Linked DNA regions of Mus musculus: region 2 is linked to region 1. Evidence: chromatin loops called from intact Hi-C (ENCODE). Cell type or tissue: left cerebral cortex. All regions are shown on one strand. Links, peaks and the distances in the headings refer to the core of each region. The heading gives the core; the rest is flanking DNA. Region 1 holds the start of Rab31 (RAB31, member RAS oncogene family). Region 2 overlaps Ppp4r1 (protein phosphatase 4, regulatory subunit 1).

What was found. A loop is a pair of places that touch in the nucleus more often than their neighbours do. Peaks named below come from ENCODE experiments on the same cell type or tissue, not always from the same donor. Only the 100,000 strongest peaks of a DNase experiment are listed, where the experiment ranks them.
Region 2: it touches region 1 in a loop (6-fold over the local background); 2 of 42 quality-filtered maps call a loop at or near these places.

Annotation. Positions count from the first base shown.
Region 1 is chr17:65,768,978-65,777,312 of GRCm38, reverse strand. It overlaps Rab31 (RAB31, member RAS oncogene family), which reads left to right and starts at 4,561. Exons shown (of 7, transcript NM_133685.2): 1 at 4,561-4,807. The coding sequence starts at 4,769. In left cerebral cortex, for the core only: a CTCF peak has its summit at 3,444 (motif pointing left); DNase peaks (open chromatin) are centred at 5,322, 5,633, 6,009, 7,970 and 4 more places; H3K4me3 peaks cover 2,283 bases; H3K27ac peaks cover 3,437 bases.
Region 2 is chr17:65,820,456-65,828,790 of GRCm38, reverse strand. Ppp4r1 (protein phosphatase 4, regulatory subunit 1) reads right to left here. Exons shown (of 20, transcript NM_001114131.1): 11 at 4,002-4,531. Among named protein-coding and RNA genes, the nearest start is that of Ppp4r1, 41 kb to the right of the region's middle. In left cerebral cortex, for the core only: a CTCF peak has its summit at 6,706 (motif pointing left); no DNase peak of the experiment used is centred there.

The DNA of each region.
Region 1 (8,335 bases), core at 310-8,309:
ACCCTGTGTGCCTGGATGCTGCCATGCCATGATGATAATGGACTAAACAGCTAAAACTGTAAGCCAGCCCCAATTAAATGTTGCCCTTTATAAGAGTTGCTATGGTCATGATATCTCTTCACAGCAATGAAACCCCATAGCAGGAGTTTTAGCTACTCTGTTTTATGTGTGGCAGGTCACGTGCTTTCAGCCCAGGAACTCTTTGGATTCTTGAATGGAAGACAGACAGACAGACAGACACACATACACCAATTTTAAAATGTTTTGACTACCTCAAAGGCTGGGCACTCCTAAACCTTCCCTGCTACCCCAGGCCCAATCAGAGAAGTGGCTAGTGGCCCCTTACCTGAATTCTTACATAGCTCCTTGGCTCTCTCTCCTGCAGCTCTAAATCTCTTGTGTCTCCCACTGAATCATGGTTAGCCTCTGTCTCCTCCCCACTGTGTCCTAGCCCATGCAACTCTAAGGGTCCTGCCCCATCTCCCTTTACCCAACCACTGGCCTCTGGCTTCTTTATTAATCAATCAAAAAACCAACTGGGGAAAAGGACCTTTAGCATTTGGACACACACATTCCCAATTGAATCAAAGCATTAGAACCAATCTTCAACAAAACCCTAACTAAAATACTACTGCTTTTTTTTTTAATCCCTGCTTAAATTATATCAGAACTTTTTCAGATCTGTGCTGTGTTAGGAGAGTTTTATTGTGATGATGCTTGTAGACAGTGGAACTTTAAGGGGTAGGGTCTGGTGGGAAGTTCTTAGATTATTGGAAGACTGACTTACAAGGGGGTAAAGGCCTCTGTTGTGGATAGCCTTGGGGCTAATTACATTTGATATTAATTCCTTTCTCCAGTGAGTGGCTGTGAACTAGGAATGAGTCAGCACTCATTTCAGCACTGATTTCCTGTAAACCTGCTACCCATCTTAATTTGTAAAATAAAGGAGAGCTGATAAAAGGGAGTGTGGAGAGGAAGGTGGGGAGAGAAGAAGGAGAAAAATGGAAGAGGGAGAGGACGCAGAGGAGGAGGAGGAAGAAGAAAAGCAGAGCAGAAGCACATGGCCTGGAGAAACCCCAAGTTCTAAGGGGTCTCATAGATGTGGAAGATGATAGTGTAGTGGTAGATCTGCCCAATCTAGGCGCACAGCATGTCTTCATATTAATGGAGTCATGTTTTCATTGCCGGGGCATATTTGGGTGTAGATTTACCACAGCAGGCATCCCTCCTAGGTCCTCTGAGAGCAGTCACTCTTTGTCTTTCTTCAGTCTTGCTTCAGTGGGTTATTGTAGGAATGAAACTGACCACTGAGTTGCCTGTTGGCTTTTTGAGCTAAGAGCTGTTCGCACAAGCACTCTTGCCCTAGCAAGGTGCTGGAAGAGACAGTCAGTCGGGTCTGGGCCTAAACTGTCCACTTTGAACTTTCAGCTGCTTTGTTTTGTTCTCCCAAGACAGAGTTTCTCTGTGTAGTCCTGGCTGTCCTGGAACTCACTCTGTAGACCAGGCTGGTCCTCCTGCCTCCGCCTCCTGAGTAGAGATCTGGGATTAAGGATTAGTCTACTACCGCCCAGCTTGACGTTAAAGCTTTTCAATCTGCTAGCTAAACAAACTTGTTTTTACAAGGTCTGAGTGCCTCAGTGACAAAACACGAACCTGTCATAAAGTAAACAGAGCACAAAAACCTGGAAGCTACTTAGCATCTGTCATTCCTAAGACATTCCTAAACTATTTCCTCTCAGTCATCTGTCCTCCTTCTGGGTTCAACTTTACGCATGTCCTTGGCTTAATCTCAGGGATTTCTGGTTTTTTTGTTTTTTGTTTTTGGGTTTTTCTTTTTTTTTTTTTTTTTTTTTTTTGGTTTTTCGAGACAGGGTTTCTCTGTGTAGCCCTGGCTGTCCTGGAACTCACTCTGTAGACCAGGCTGGCCTCGAACTCAGAAATCCGCCTGCCTCTGCCTCCCGAGTGCTGGGATTAAAGGCGTGCGCCACCACGCCCGGTGGATCTCTGTTTTTTTACGAGGCCATATCAAAGTGTCCAGGAGGAGAACCCGGTGAGGAAGAGAATAAACCCATGAACATGTCTGGCTGACAAGACTAGTGTTGCCACACGAGGCAGAAAGCAAGACTTTACCACAAGGAAGCCAGGTGTGGTGGCACGTGCTGTCATCCCAGTACCTGAGGAGATGAGGCAAAATCTCGTGGAGAGCTTGAGGCCGGCCTCAGCTACACAGTGAGTCTGAGGTCAGCCTGGGCTCCTCAAGATTCTGTCTCCCAAACAAACAGCAGCAGCCACAAGCAAGCAAGCAAACAAACAAACAAACAAACAAATTTCAAGCCATACTCCCCACCCGCAAGAAACTTGACTACAGTGAGTTAGGAAAGAGGATGTTTTTAGTGGGTTCATGAGTTGAGAAGACCAACAGGTTGGAATAATTCTCAATGAGGCCCCCCAGCTTGGGCAGGGGACCTGTTAGGGGAGTCTAAAAACCACATCTTAGTGCATCTTAGACACTCAGAGTAGTGGAGAAGAGAAGGAGAGAAGTGCTGGAAAGATGAAGGGGACAGGTGGTCATTTTGTCTGTGCTTGTCCTTCTGGGCAGAGTCCACGCTCGTCAGCATGCCCTGCAGTTCCATGAGTCACCCTCAGTCCACAGGAAGTAATAAAAGGAAAACATACCTCAGCTTTACAAGGGGCACCCTTGAGTACAGAGGGTCAGATCCTACTTGTTACGGAGCCCGTAGGTACCAGGGAAGGCAGGAAGAGGTTTGGCCAAGGTGTCTGCAACTGTGTCTAACAGTTGTCAGCTAAGCAAACCCGAGCATAGAGGCGGTATTGTGTGGGGACTAGGCAATGTCGGGTAGCCTGTCTTCAGTCTGCCCACACAGAGCTGGCTGTCCTTGGATGCTGAATCAAGGAGAGATACTGACACAAAAGAGATCTTGAATAAGACCTGTGTCCACATGACTACTTTTTGATCAATTCAGTCTGGACAAGCAGACTTCTATGAACCTGTACTTTGACACAAAGTTCCTGTTACTCTGGGTAATTTAATTGATTGCAAGTTTGTTCTGGGACCTGTTTTGACTCCAGAGTTCTAGAGTTCCTTCTGTGGACCTTGCTTTGGAATTTCCCACCCTGAGAGGCCACTTTGGGCCTGAGTAGCTTCTATCTGGCCTGCCAGATAACCACAGGGGGAAAAAATGGCAGGAGCCATTGATCAGATGGGACAAGTTATGAGAGAGGCCAGAGAACTGAGGCTGCAGAATGCTTTGTCAAAACTTGCTTTGGGTGCCTGGAGACATGGCTCTGCAGTTAAGAGCACTGGCTGATTTTCCAGAGATGCTGAGTTCAGAGCCCAGGTCCCGTACTCCAACCTCCCACATGGCAGCTCACAAATGTAGCTCACCAATGCCCTCTTCTGATGTGCAGATGTACATGCAGACCAGACGTCCATATACTTCAAACCTTTAAACACTTCTTAAAACTGGCTTTCAGGCAGGAGAGATGGCTCAGCGGTGAAGAGCACCGATTGCTCTTCTGAAGGTCCTGAGTTCAAATCCCAGCAACCACATGTGAGCACATGGTGGCTCACAACCACCTGTAATGAGATCTGATGCCCTCTTCTGGTGAGAACTCCAGACTCAGCATACTGATAAGAACACCTGCCTGGCAAGAAAGCCAGGTAATGAGAACTGCTCTTCACTGTTCTCATTAAAGGGCTTCTGTTTTATTTCCAGGTTGCCTGGATCAATCCTTCTAACAGTTATCAGGCATGCTGGGCAAGCACTCTCCCAACAGAGCCACGTCCAGTGTTGCTGTTTAAAACATATGCATACAATTAGTAGTACCAGTAAATTTAGATTATTCTTAAAGAGCTGTCATTTCTACACAGCAACAAATGAAGTCATCCCAGAGGCTTGGAGGAACAACGGACCATACAAAGACCAGAGGCCATGGCCCCTCTGTGTGACGCTGCACGTAGCCTCAGTTTCCTAGTAGAGGAGTTTGCAGAAGGGTTGCCAGCCCCCCAGTTGTGGCTGGGCTCCTGCCCACATAGCTGTAGCGTTTTTCTACATGGAGAAAGGGGGCTTCCTCTACAGAGTGCACCTCTCTTTTCCCAGGCCCTGGTGCTCCAGTTTTGGAAGCCAAAACACCTGACTGCTTCTCGAATCATCCTTGAGTCATCCTTTGCTGCATACAGAAAAGAATGCATGCAGAGTAAAGTGAAGTGTTGGGAGGAAGCGATTTGAAGCCTGGGTATTAGAAGGGACAAGTTAACCCTTTCCTCCCCTCATCCCGGTTTCTCGCTGATGTTTCTTGCATCTGGAGGTCAGAGTCACTTTATGGTGGGACTACCCAGAGACTTTGAAGTGCTTCCTTGGGACCACAGCCAACAGCATAAACTGTTCCAATGGCTCTTTATGACGCGACGGGTCGTGTGTCCAGGGCAAGTGGTGCCCGACCGGGCTCAGAGCTGATCACGGAAGGGGATGATTTGCCCACAAGTCAGATGTTGGGTGGTCACTGGAGGCCGAAGCGGACCGGGGCCCGGGCGGAGCCGAAGCCCGGCGGCCAGGCTAGACTAGACGTGACGGGAGGAGCCGGCCGGCAGCACGTGACCGACAGCGGAGGCCGAGGCCCAGAAATAGCCGCCTTGGCGGTTCCGCCCCGCGGCCGGCGAGAGTCCTGGGAGACAGCAGGACGCAGGCTGGGCGCGGTGTGGCCCGGACGATGCTGCTGAGCCCCGGCCGGGCCCGACCCAGAGCACATGATGGCGATACGGGAGCTCAAAGTGTGTCTTCTCGGGGTAAGTCCTGGAGCCATCCTACGGGGGATCCCGGCTTCTGTGCGCCATTGTCTCTGCGCTGCCCGCCTCCCGTGCGCTTCCCCATGTCCCGCGCGCTCCATCCCGCGCCCGGCACCAGCCGCCTCCGCCCGCCACCAGATTCTCCCGAGCGCCCCGGATCGCTGCATCTGCGGCCGGGTATCTGGCAACCTTGGGGCTCGCCAGGCTGCGGGTCGGGCAGGGCGGGGTGGAGGGGTGGGAGGTGGGGGGGATTGTTGAGGACCAGAGGACAGCGGGTCATGCAGCCCCTGGGCCCCTAGGACTCTTGCCTCTGCCACTGGTGGCTCCCTCCCGGAGGAGTGTTTAAGTTAGGTTTTCCTCTGCCTCCTGCGGGGGTAGGTAGGGAGTAGTGATGGCAATTTCTTTATTCTCTCCGAAAACAAACCAACAAACCAATCCTTCCAAGCAAGGGAGGGAGTACCGGGGTTTTGGCCCGACTGCGAAGTATTAAGAGCAAACTCTGTATGAACTGTGTGTTCAGCACACTTTCCGTGCAGTGGATGAAAATGAAGCAGGATGAGAAACACCCGCCCCCAACACCCTTCCTCTTCCAAAACGAGTCTTAGTCCCAAGAAATATAAAAGCAGTCAGAAACAAAGAAAGAAACAACATCCAAACTCCGAGACTGGAGGGCCAGACTGACAAACTCCGGCACACTGCGCTGTCCCTTGAAATCTGCCCCCCCCCAGGGATTCAGTGTTTGGGGGTCATTTCCTTGGGGCTACCCACAACAAATTCCCGAAGTCTTCCCAAATAAGAGCTAATGTTATAAGCCATGTTCTCTGCAGTCTTCTGTAGTCTTTGGCATTATCACTGGGCATACCGCCCTGCCCTTGAAGTTGGCAAATCTGGCACTGCAAGGAAAAGTATTTCCTAAATAAAAGAGTAGGGCCGCATTCATTCTCCTCAAAGAAATGCTAATCAGGATGGTTATGGAGGTGAATACAGGCGATGTTGTGGATTAGGATCTGGTGCACCAGGGACTTGTGGTTTCACCTGGGCCCCGCCGAATCCTTTGATGGAAGTCGGATCCTCACACTGCCCTTGGCACTTCCCCTTAGCTAGTGGTTGGTGGAGAATCCCAGGGCTTCTGGCAAGGGCCTTTTCTTCCCCTTCAGTGTCAAGCAAGGCCTCCCCAGGGGCTTCTCACCCAGGAGGCCGGGCAGGATGCTGCTCTTGGAGTTCTTTCTCCTTAGAACTTTCGGTGTCAGAGTAGCAAGCTTCATATCTGCGGGGCTGTCCAGTAGTCCAGACCTAGGAATCCCACGGGAGAAAGGCCTTTGAAGATTTCAAAGGAATAGCAGGCCCCAAAGAAGAGGAAGTGTTGGTGCGAGGGGCATGTAACAGTTAGCCATGGGGAACGTTGAAACAGGAAACATTTTTGGCTCTAGGAGGTGACTTGCATCTCCTCCTTTGCAGTCCACCTAGGTGCCCAGGCACAGTCTCAATGACATCACCTTTAATTTTTAGTTTCAGTGTCCTATTGGGACAGTGACGAGTGTGGCAAGGACTCAGAACCAGGAGTCAGGAGGTCTGGCCTGTCTTCTGCCCCAGGGTGTGGGAGAGCCAAATGAGTGGTTTAACTGTAGACTGGACATATCATTCATTCCCTTCTCTTCGAAGGCAGAGAACTGGTACTGAATGGTCTCTGATGGTGTGTGTGTGTGTGGTGTGTGTGTGGTGTGTGTGTGTGTGTGTGGTGTGTATGATGTGTATATGTGTGTGTGTGATGTGTATATGTATGTGTGTATGTGTGTGGTGTGTGTGGTGTGTATGTGTGTGTGTGGTGTGTGTGTGTGTGTGGTGTGTGTGTGGTGTGTGTATGATGTGTATATGTGTGTGTGTGATGTGTAAATGTGTGTGTGTATGTGTGTGGGGTGTGTGTATGATGTGTATATGTGTGTGTGTGATGTGTAAATGTGTGTGTGTATGTGTGTGGGGTGTGTGTGATGTGTATGTGTGGTGTGTGTGTATGTGTGTGTGTGTGGTGTGTGTGTGTGTATGGTGTGGTGTATGTGGTGTGTATTTGTGTGGTGTATATGTATGTGTGTGGTGTGTGTATGTGTGTGGTGTTTGTGGTGTGTGTGTGTGTGGTGTGTATGTGTGGTATATGTGTGTGGGTGTGTGAGACCATTTCCTGCTGGTCTGTGATGATGCTAGAGATGCCAAGATGAGATGAGGGAACTAGAGAAACTCTTCTTTTTCTCCCCATCTCCACAAACAAAGCAATCTCCACAGGCTTTCTAGAGGCAATGCAGGTGCCTTATTTTGATTTTGGCCTCTTTATGATGGCCCTATCGATAGGAATTTGAACCTGGGGTGGGGGTGGGGGGGGTGGAGGATGCTGTAACAGAGAAAGAAGAAATTTCTGTAAGTTTTGAAACATTATTCATATCATTCCACATCAGCTGTACTCTGCTTTGAAGGTAGCTTGCTACACATTTTAGTGTTACCAAGGTCAGAAGATATTTTATTTCAAAGAGCAAGTGAGCTCGTCCATCCTGGGCACTAGTCCTTAAGCTCCTGGGCTTCTCTTGGATGGCCTTTTTCTGGGCCAGATGTGACAGGGTGACAGGGTGACAGGGTGCATGCATCTCTAGCTACCTGTCTAAATATGCTGGCTGTATGTCTAAGATGGCCTTTAAACGCGGTTCATGGCCTGGGTTTGGTGTACTGTCTGCATTTGAGAGATCCCCCGGGGCCTGATGATAGAGTCCATGATGAGTCCTATGGTCCTTTTAGGATTTTAAGCAGAAATCCTAGGCCCCTGTTGTCATGGTCAGGTGTGTCTGCTCAGGGTGATGTAGAGCATGTAGCTGACACTCAGCTTCCTGTTTTGTTTTAAAGCGATGCCACACAGCCCCTGAAGCCTCAGTGTGATCTATACCCTGCCAGCTTTCCCCTCAGTTGCCTAGAAGGTGGCAGGGTGTCTTTACTGCATAGCAAGGGCTTACTCCTTGCTGGAGAGGCTTGGTGGCTAGTCTTTGTGCTTGGTCACTTGTTGGAAGACAGGCTTCCTGCTCAAGGCACAGGCTGTTTTTAGGCTGGATCCCTGCTGGTGACTCTTTGCTATAGTCTCAGGCTCCTGCCTTTGGCCTCGAGGCTTTATCTTCTGGCATCAGGGTCATTGAGTCAGGTAAAGTGCGAGCGGGCCAGATGGCACGGTCTCTTTACATGTCCCTAGGAACCTTGCCTAGAACCTTGGTGCTCCTACTGTGTACTTAGTGTGTCTGACTCTGTTTCTTTTTGATAAGTGCTCCATGGTGGGATTAGCATTGGCCTGTGGGATACTCTGGTAGCATAACAATCTTGCAAAGTCAAGCGCTCAAGAACCTTAAGGATTTTTGTTTTCTACCAGTTATACACGTGTGGGTTTTCTCCTTTTATGCCACATGGGGACAATCGCAGCCAGCCTTGTGAATGCTCTCCCCTGGGGGTCAGTGGGGCACACTGTGGAAGCTAGCCCCGGAGAGTTAGCATGCCAGACTG
Region 2 (8,335 bases), core at 106-8,105, 52 kb before region 1:
CGCTGAGCCATCTCTCTAGCCCAAGTATACACTCTTGCTTGCCCAAAGCCAAAACAACTTACCAAGCACGACCTTCCTTATACAGAAAGTTCAAACTAAGAAAGAGGATTCTCTGCCCCACCAAATAAGTGAGAAATTTAGAGAATATATTTATATTTCGGGGAGGGACCAAAGCTAACATTCCCCTTGCACACATAAAATTCAAATCTACTGCTCAAGACATCCTATGCATATGTGACAGCATCTGTCTAGTTTCCTGCCTTGGACAGTGGAGCTTCTTTCTGCAGAGGTCAGTGCAGCCTCTCAGCCTTACACTGAATCTACGCTAATTCTCCCAGCACCAAAGCAGGCTTGTTAAAAGCAAAGGAGATGGACGGGTCCATGAAACTGCATGGAGAGGACATGGCTGCTGTGATTGTGAACTATCAGCAGGGGCCCTCCAACATCCCATCATACACAGAGGGGTGCTCATGAGGCCACACCTCCCCTGAGCAGCTGTTATTGGTTGCTGAAGGAGGTGGGGTATCATCTTTATAGTATGGCCACTGGGAGATGAGGTGGCAAGACAGGGTACAGAGGGAGATTAAAGGGGTAGTAGACAGTAGTGTGTGTGCGTGTGTGTGTGTGTGTGTGTGTGTATGAAACTATCAAAAGCAGGTGCTATGCAAATGACTTAGAAAGGGTGGTGAGTCTGAGACAGTGGAGTGCCCCTGAGTACAGCTGTTCCCAGTTCACTAGCCCACTCTCATTCCTGGGACTGTTCTCTTTTTGAGGCGGCTGTGGCGGAGGGTAGGGGCGGGCTTCTCTAAATGCATTAAGTATCTGACCATGCGCATTCAAGACTTGTGCTCAAGGAACTTCTACTTCAGTGGGTCATCATTACCTAAATAAAGCAAACAGTAGTGTTTACTCGTGGGACATTCTGGTGATTTGCATTGTTCTCAGAATTTCAGCTATAATTTGTAGTTACCATGACAATCATTTTAACTCTCTTTGGGGTCTTTCAAGTTTCTAAAGCAAAAGCAGAAGTGTGCTCCAAGCTGACTGTACAAACTGTCCCAGAGTGCACGCGTGTCTGACAGGCAGGTCCCCTGTCTCCCATGGACTTGCTTTCCATCCATGCATGTCCAGCCTGTCATGTGTCATGTGTCGTGAGCCGCTGGCCATGTGCTGCAGGCCGGCTGTGACTGCAGCTCTGCAGATCCACCACATCACTCTTACAAAGGGGATCTCTCCCATCTCTGTGTCTCACTGTGTAGGATCTTCTGCTGAACTTGTCCTGAGAGCCTACTGTGCTCACAGCTAGCAAAAGGATTCCCCTTCCTTCCCTATTGTAGTCTAGTGAAAGCAGTTAATTCACTATTAAAAATCACAGGAGAAAAAAAGACCGTCGTCAATGATCACAGGCGGTCTGAAACTAAGTCCGCGGTACTGCCTTACAGACAATCGGCTGTGACCTGGTCTGTGTAGAGCTGCTCCCTTAGGGCTGTCGCCACGTTCCCTCTCCTCCCAGGCTTACTGTCAAGACACCATGTTTACAGGACAGCACAGCACTGGTCTCCTGGGTCGGACCTTTGCTTTTAGCCCTGGATCAAGAGTGCACCTTTTAAAACAGTCCAATGCTTTCTGGAGAACTAAAGGCAAGTCCTGCTCTATAACGCACCGCTAGAAAAGAAAAAAGAGCCCCATTGAGCCCTTCTAAAAGTTCAACTCATTTTGTAACACAATGGAGACTAGTTACTTAGCAGAGATTAAACAAAAATGTCCTCAGATTTTAATAAAATCTAAAAGCACTACATGACAAATTTAAATTGTTCTAGGTGTCATAACTGAATTATAAGCATAATTCATATGTAAGCATGTAAATAGTTAAGTTACCATGTAATATTAATAATGAAATTTAACTACAGTATAATTTTAAGTCAAATATACTAGCCATCTCCAAAAACACACATTATGAAACTTAAAAAGTTTATCATTTTACTTATTGAAAAAATGTGCATTCAATATTTCTATTAATATTCACTGAGTGCCCACAATGTGTTAGAGAACTAACAGGTACAAGAGTCCTGGAATAGATCTAAAGACTGGCTGGCCTTTTGCATATAAATTAAGTTTAAGGAAAATAAAATGAGAGTCACTAAAGCTAGATGAAGTTACTAAAACTGAGGTTGATTATTGAGATTGAAACAAGAAGCTAAAGGAAATAACACATCAAACACTTGACGGTAGCTGCTGTGGGCATGGCTCGCTTCCTCTCATCGGGGGCTGAGGATGGGCGAGAAGAAGGGAGAAGGCAGTGCAGGGCTCTGCTGAGGAGCTGCGCCATCGACTCAGAGCTGCTGTGTCACTGAGCTGTCTGTCCTAAGATTCAGAGAGGGTGGGGCCATGCTCGGGCTAGGAAACTGTTCTCCACCTCCGCTGTGTCACTAGCCACTGGGTTACTTCTCACATCTCACAAACTTCATTCAGAAGGGCAGTGGCTTCCACTCGTAGGAACTATACCCCAGTGAATCTTCAAAATTAAGGTCACAACTAGAAAGCATGCTGTGCAGAATAAGCCAGACTCAGAGAGACAATACAATACAGCACGTTCTCTGTCCCCTGTGGATTCAAGATTATACCCATCTGTGCAGAGAGATAGTTTAAATCAAATTCAGTTAAATTAAAATAATATTAGGGACCAAGGATGTAATAAAATTTAATGCTTTTCAGGTATAAAATTACAACAGGAAATCTTAAAAGTCATAGTAAATGAAAACAAGTGCAGAAGGCAGCTAACTGAACACACAGACCACAGTTTTCAAAGTTTAAACAAGGTTTTAGCTGGTTTTATGTCGTGTCACACTGTAATAATCCTAGCTCTCAGGACAATGGGGCAGGAAGACCTGGGGCCAGCCTGGGCTACAGAATGAGATCTTATCTTCCCCACAAACAAAGAAACCAAAAGAAAGGTTTCTGTTGTAAAAGAATTACTTAAGATTTTACTTTATTTTTGCTTAAAAATGGGTATTTCTCAAAATTGAGCAAACTGATAGTTTAGAAATTTTAGTTTTGGGAACAAAAAGGGTAAAAACCATCCAGAATGTGGTATTACATCTGAAGATTTGCAAAAGTTTGCAGCTATAGGATTTAAAAGTTTTTTGTTTTGTTTTTTTCTTAGAGACAAATTCTCATGTAGACCTGTCTGGCCTGGAACTTTCTATATAGGCTAGGCTGGCCTAGAATTCCCAGAGGTCGGTCTGAGTGCTGGGATTAGAGGTGTGCATCATCATGCCTAGTCCTAAGAACATTGAGCACCATCTGACTGCGTCTGCTCCTAACCCTGTTCCTAAGCTCCGCAGGCAGAATAAGGAGAGCCTCGCAACACCCCACTTCCCACTAAGGACTTAATGCATCGTCCACTTGGTAAGAAGACTGCTTTCTTTAGGACTCAACAACCAGTTCAGTTGCCCACAGTGGAGGACATGGGCCATGTATGTGATGTCCCCCACCTCTAAAATACAAATTTGAAAAAGAAATTATTCTTGTAAAAGTCTAAAGCTCACTCTTTAGCCCTCACCTTTCTTACTCTCTTTCTCTCTCTTTCCCTTCCCCCCTCTCTCACGTGACCACGTCCGGTTTCTCTCTCTTTCTACCTTCTCTCTTTCCCCCTGCCTTTCTACAATAAAGCTCTTAAACCATAAACAAACAAAAAACTCTAAAGCTCTTAAAACACCCTACATGTGAAAACCCAGAAATCTATGTCCACCATATAGACTACAGCACTTCTTTAAAAATAAGACCCAGAGCAAAGTGAATATAGCAGAACTCAGAACTTAAAAATTACAAATGTTAAACACTGAATAACTGCAAAAGGTGATTTCTGAGTGAACACATCTATTCAACAACAAACAGCAGAGAGGAGCCATCTTAGACACACAAATCAGACCAGCAATGTTGTCTTAAAGGGCATGTTTAAAATCACCTTTAAATAAATAGTACAATGGACTCTTCCATACCTTTCACATCCGGGTCATCCATGTGTGGCTCAAGGTTTTCTATCATTTCTTCTAGTTCCTTCCGGGTAGCCATGGTGATATTGGGAGGGCCTGGTAGAGGGGCTGCAGGTACATCTCCTGTTCTCTCTGGGCTGAGTCTCTCCTCGGGGTCCTGCTGGAGCTCTTTATCAAGATCTATTTTAGGTAGAGGAGTCCTCCAGAAATGGAAGGAGTTGAACATGTCCTGGTCTAAGGGAGTGGCCTCTGGGGAGCTGGTGCCAGCGTCTGGCCGGGACGCAGACTTGCTGTTGGTGTCAGGCTTTCTACCATTCTCATCATTGCTAGCTGCTTCCTGAGGAGACTCTGAGGACAAAGTACAGAGTAAGGAGCTGTCCACTGGAGCAGGCACGTCACCTGCAGAGTGCCCAGGTGTCTTGGCAGCACAGCCTTCGAGGCTCTCCAGCCTGGCGCTGGAGTGAGGGGCACTGAGGTCTGAAGGAGCGTCCTCTGGCCTGCGATGCTCTTCTTCTACGACATCATTGTCTCTCATCCTTTCATTGTTTCATTTAGGGGAGAGAAAAGAAACATGGAAGTATAGACATAATTACTGGGGAAAGAAGGTCAAGGACAAGTCTGACATAGCATTCAGACTAGCTAAGCACCCACAGGAACTCAACAGCCTTGCTTGTTACACACACAGCTTTTCCATCAGTTGTTCTGCAGAGAGGTGAGACACCTGTCAAACTTGTCTGAACAGTCAAGCATTATTAACAGCTGGAGAAGGCAACACTTAAGAATCCTGGGATGCTGGGGACAGGAGAGGTAACTTAGCAGTTAAGGGCACTGACTGCTCTTCCCAAAGGACCCAGCTTCAAATCCCAACACCCACATAGCAGCTCACAACTGTCTGTAAGTCCAAGATCTGACCTTCTTACATATACATACACGAAGGCAAAACACCAATGCACATAAGATTAAGATAAATAAATTTTAAAAGATGATTTTAAAAAATCCTGGGATACAACAATACTACTAATATTAGTAACAGCAGGAAGAAGAATCTAAGATACACACAAATGTTAAATTATCTATTCAGGGATTATCTGTATTCTCCTCAGCTCCAATGACACAGAGAAAGCTGAGAGTCAAAACATTTTTGCTTATAAACGAGGGATAAAGTCGGCCGTGGTGGCACACACCTTTAATCCCAGCACTTGGGAGGCAGAGGCAGGTGAATTTCTGAGTTCGAGGCCAGCCTGGTCTACAGAGTGAGTTCCAGGACAGCCAGGGCTACACAGAGAAACCCTGTCTCAGAAAAAAAAAAAAAAAAAAAAAAAAAGAGGGATAAAGCACTCACACACACACACACACAACTCTAGAAGGCAGCAGAAGACACTAACTCTCTCAGATAATGTATTAAAAACTACTTAAGTATAAATACAGAGCTATTTTTATTTCTTCCACAATCTCCAATGCTACTTCAAAAACAGGTTTTTCCAAGACGGGCTGTGGGAGCACGCGAAGGCTGTAAGCACTAACCACTGTCTTCCCAATGCAGCCATTGACACTACTGCTGTAAGACAAGTAGTTACTGAATGGACACCCACTAGGACCCATGAATAAATCAGGTTTCGGGATGTGGCATATAGGTCTAGGTAAACTGTACAAATTCAATCCCCAGCACCAATGTAACTAAGCCAGGAGGAGCTGTACACCTAGAGTCCCAGTGCTGGGGAGACAGAAGCAAAAGGATTTCTGGGGCTTGCTGGTCTGCTAGTCTGGGTGAATTGGCAAGCTCCAGGTTCAGGAGGAGACCCTGTCTCAACAAATAGGGTGGGAAGTAATAGAGAAAGATGACTGAATAGACCTCTGGCTTTTACATACACACTGCAGACTCACACATGCATGTGCATGCACATTCATGCACACTCTAGCACAATCATCTTTAGCATAGACAAATAAAAATGAACACAGGAAGCCAAGCTGGGCACAGTGGTGCACACCTGTCGAGACTGGAGGATCAAGAATTTAAAAGGAGCCTGGCCCTACATCGATAACATGAGAAAGCTGAGGTAATAATTGCAGGTAAACAAACATTAACTTACAAAAGCAAATTACTACCATAACAATTAAACTAGTCAGGTGTAGTGGCACATGCCTATAATCCCAGTGCTGAAGACAGAGAGGCAGGTGGACCTCTGAGTTCCAGGTCAGCCTGGTGTACAGACTTCCAGGACAGCCCTAGCTATACAGGGAGAGTGACTCAAAAGCTTAACTTTTACCCCACCCCCAAATTAGGGAATGAGTCCAAAAAGAGACGTACAGGTGGGCCACGGGCCCTGGAGAAAATGATGTGACTTTCTAGAAAAACCTGGACGTGCTTTGAGGCAAACAAAAGAAAAAGAAGAGACAGGCACAGCACACAGGCCAGGCCGGTGCTGAGAGGCTAGGCAGCAGTCAGAACATAGGACACCCTCCTCCAGCTAAGGAGACTATAATGGCAGACAGGGACGGTGCAAAGTCTGGACACACTTCTGAGTTTAACCTGCGGCCACCACAAATAATGAAGCAACTATAAAACCTGTCAGATGGGCTGGAGAGATGGCTCAGCGGCTAAGAGCACTGACTGCTCTTCCGAAGGTCCTGAGTTCAAGTCCCAGGAACCACATCCTGGCTCACAACCATCCAAAATGAGATCTGATGCCCTCTTCTGGTATGTCTGAACACAGCTACAGTGTACTTAGATATAATAATAAATAAATCTTAAAAAAAAAAAACAAAACAAAAACCCAACTATCAAACATCTTCTTTTCCTAAAACCCTCGCTCAAGTAGTGCAGAAGACAAACTGGAGAGAAGCCCGGCTGCCGGAGTGCAATGTCAGCACCAGAGACGACAGACCATGTGTGAGCACAGGTGGGGTCTCCATCAGAGATCAAGGTGGCGACACTGTGTGCATCCAGTCACTTCATGCAGAGCCTGGTGGAAACCCAGAGTCTGGCTAGGGTGATCCAATAGATGCCCACAGCACTAACTAGATGCTACCAACATGAGAGCAGTTTCCACAGGTTAAAAAGTTCAGGTCTGGCCAGGTGGATTAGGCATCTGCTAAATTCCAGGTAGTGCTATCTATGAGCAGTTGACAGACTCACAAGGGCACAGCATAGGGGTGAGCAGTGTAGGAGGCAAGAAATGGTAATGCTGAAAGGCAGGTTAATCAGAGGAAGCCAGGGGAAGAATGACAGACAGAGGGTGAAGAACGGAGCAGCCGAGCTAACAGTGTCTAAGAAGACAATCCAGGCTCCCATGACTTGAAAGTAAAAGGGTCAATGGAGATGTAAATTTGTAACTTGAAAGTAGTAAAGAAAAATGAGTTCTCTCAAAAAACACCATGTGCCTACCAACACAGTGTACATGAAAAGAAATACAACGTATCTGAGAGGTTTAAAAAGTGTCTAAATCGTCTCAGCGTCAGAACAGAGTATCAAACTGGAAACTTAAGAGGAGCTTAAAATATAAGGGTCCTGCACTATTCCTATGTGGCATCAGTTTACTGTGGGCATGTGTGTGCTGGGAACTGACTCCAGGGCCTCCGGAGCAGCAGCCAGTGCCCAACCACTGAGGTGATTCTCCGGTCCCAGTGCAGGTCTTCATGAAAGCGCTGAGCTCCATTTTGTAAGGCTCACCATTTTCAGAAACATTTCTAAAAACACCTGCTTTTTAAAATGCAAGGTACAAATTGAAATTTTATAAGCACATGTCATCTAAAAACATGGTATATAGTAAAAGCATTTGCTATCTGGTGCTTCTCTTCCCCAACTATAAACTCATGAGATGCACACACTCTGCATCTGTATGTCAAACAGGAAGTGACTGAGCAGCAAGAGAGGGGGGCCACCTTCAGGGGAGACTCCTGCCCCGTTCCTGACTCAATGAACCAAGGTACTCTTCCAGTGTACCAGCTTGTGGCCAGTGCTCCTGTGAAAAGTGTCTATCTCCAGTGTGTATAAAGTACACATTTATGAGCACTCTGGCCTGTTAGCCATAGCACAGAATCATTTCCTGCTGTCAGAAACTGGATTGCAGCCATGCACTGATTCTACATTTGAAAAATACAAAGCTAATACTTGAAAAAAAAAATAAGAAAAAATGTCTCAAACTGCTCAAAGGGTCGGGGAAAATCCACATAGGCAAGCACACATGATAAAACGGTGCTGGAATGTTTGGGTGAAGGAGAGACTGTAGTATTCTTTATTTTCCAGAATCATTCTACATAAAAACTTAAAATTATAGTAACTTGGTATTCTGCAGGGGCAAAGTGAAACCTTAGACTTTATCATCTGACAAATTTAAGGC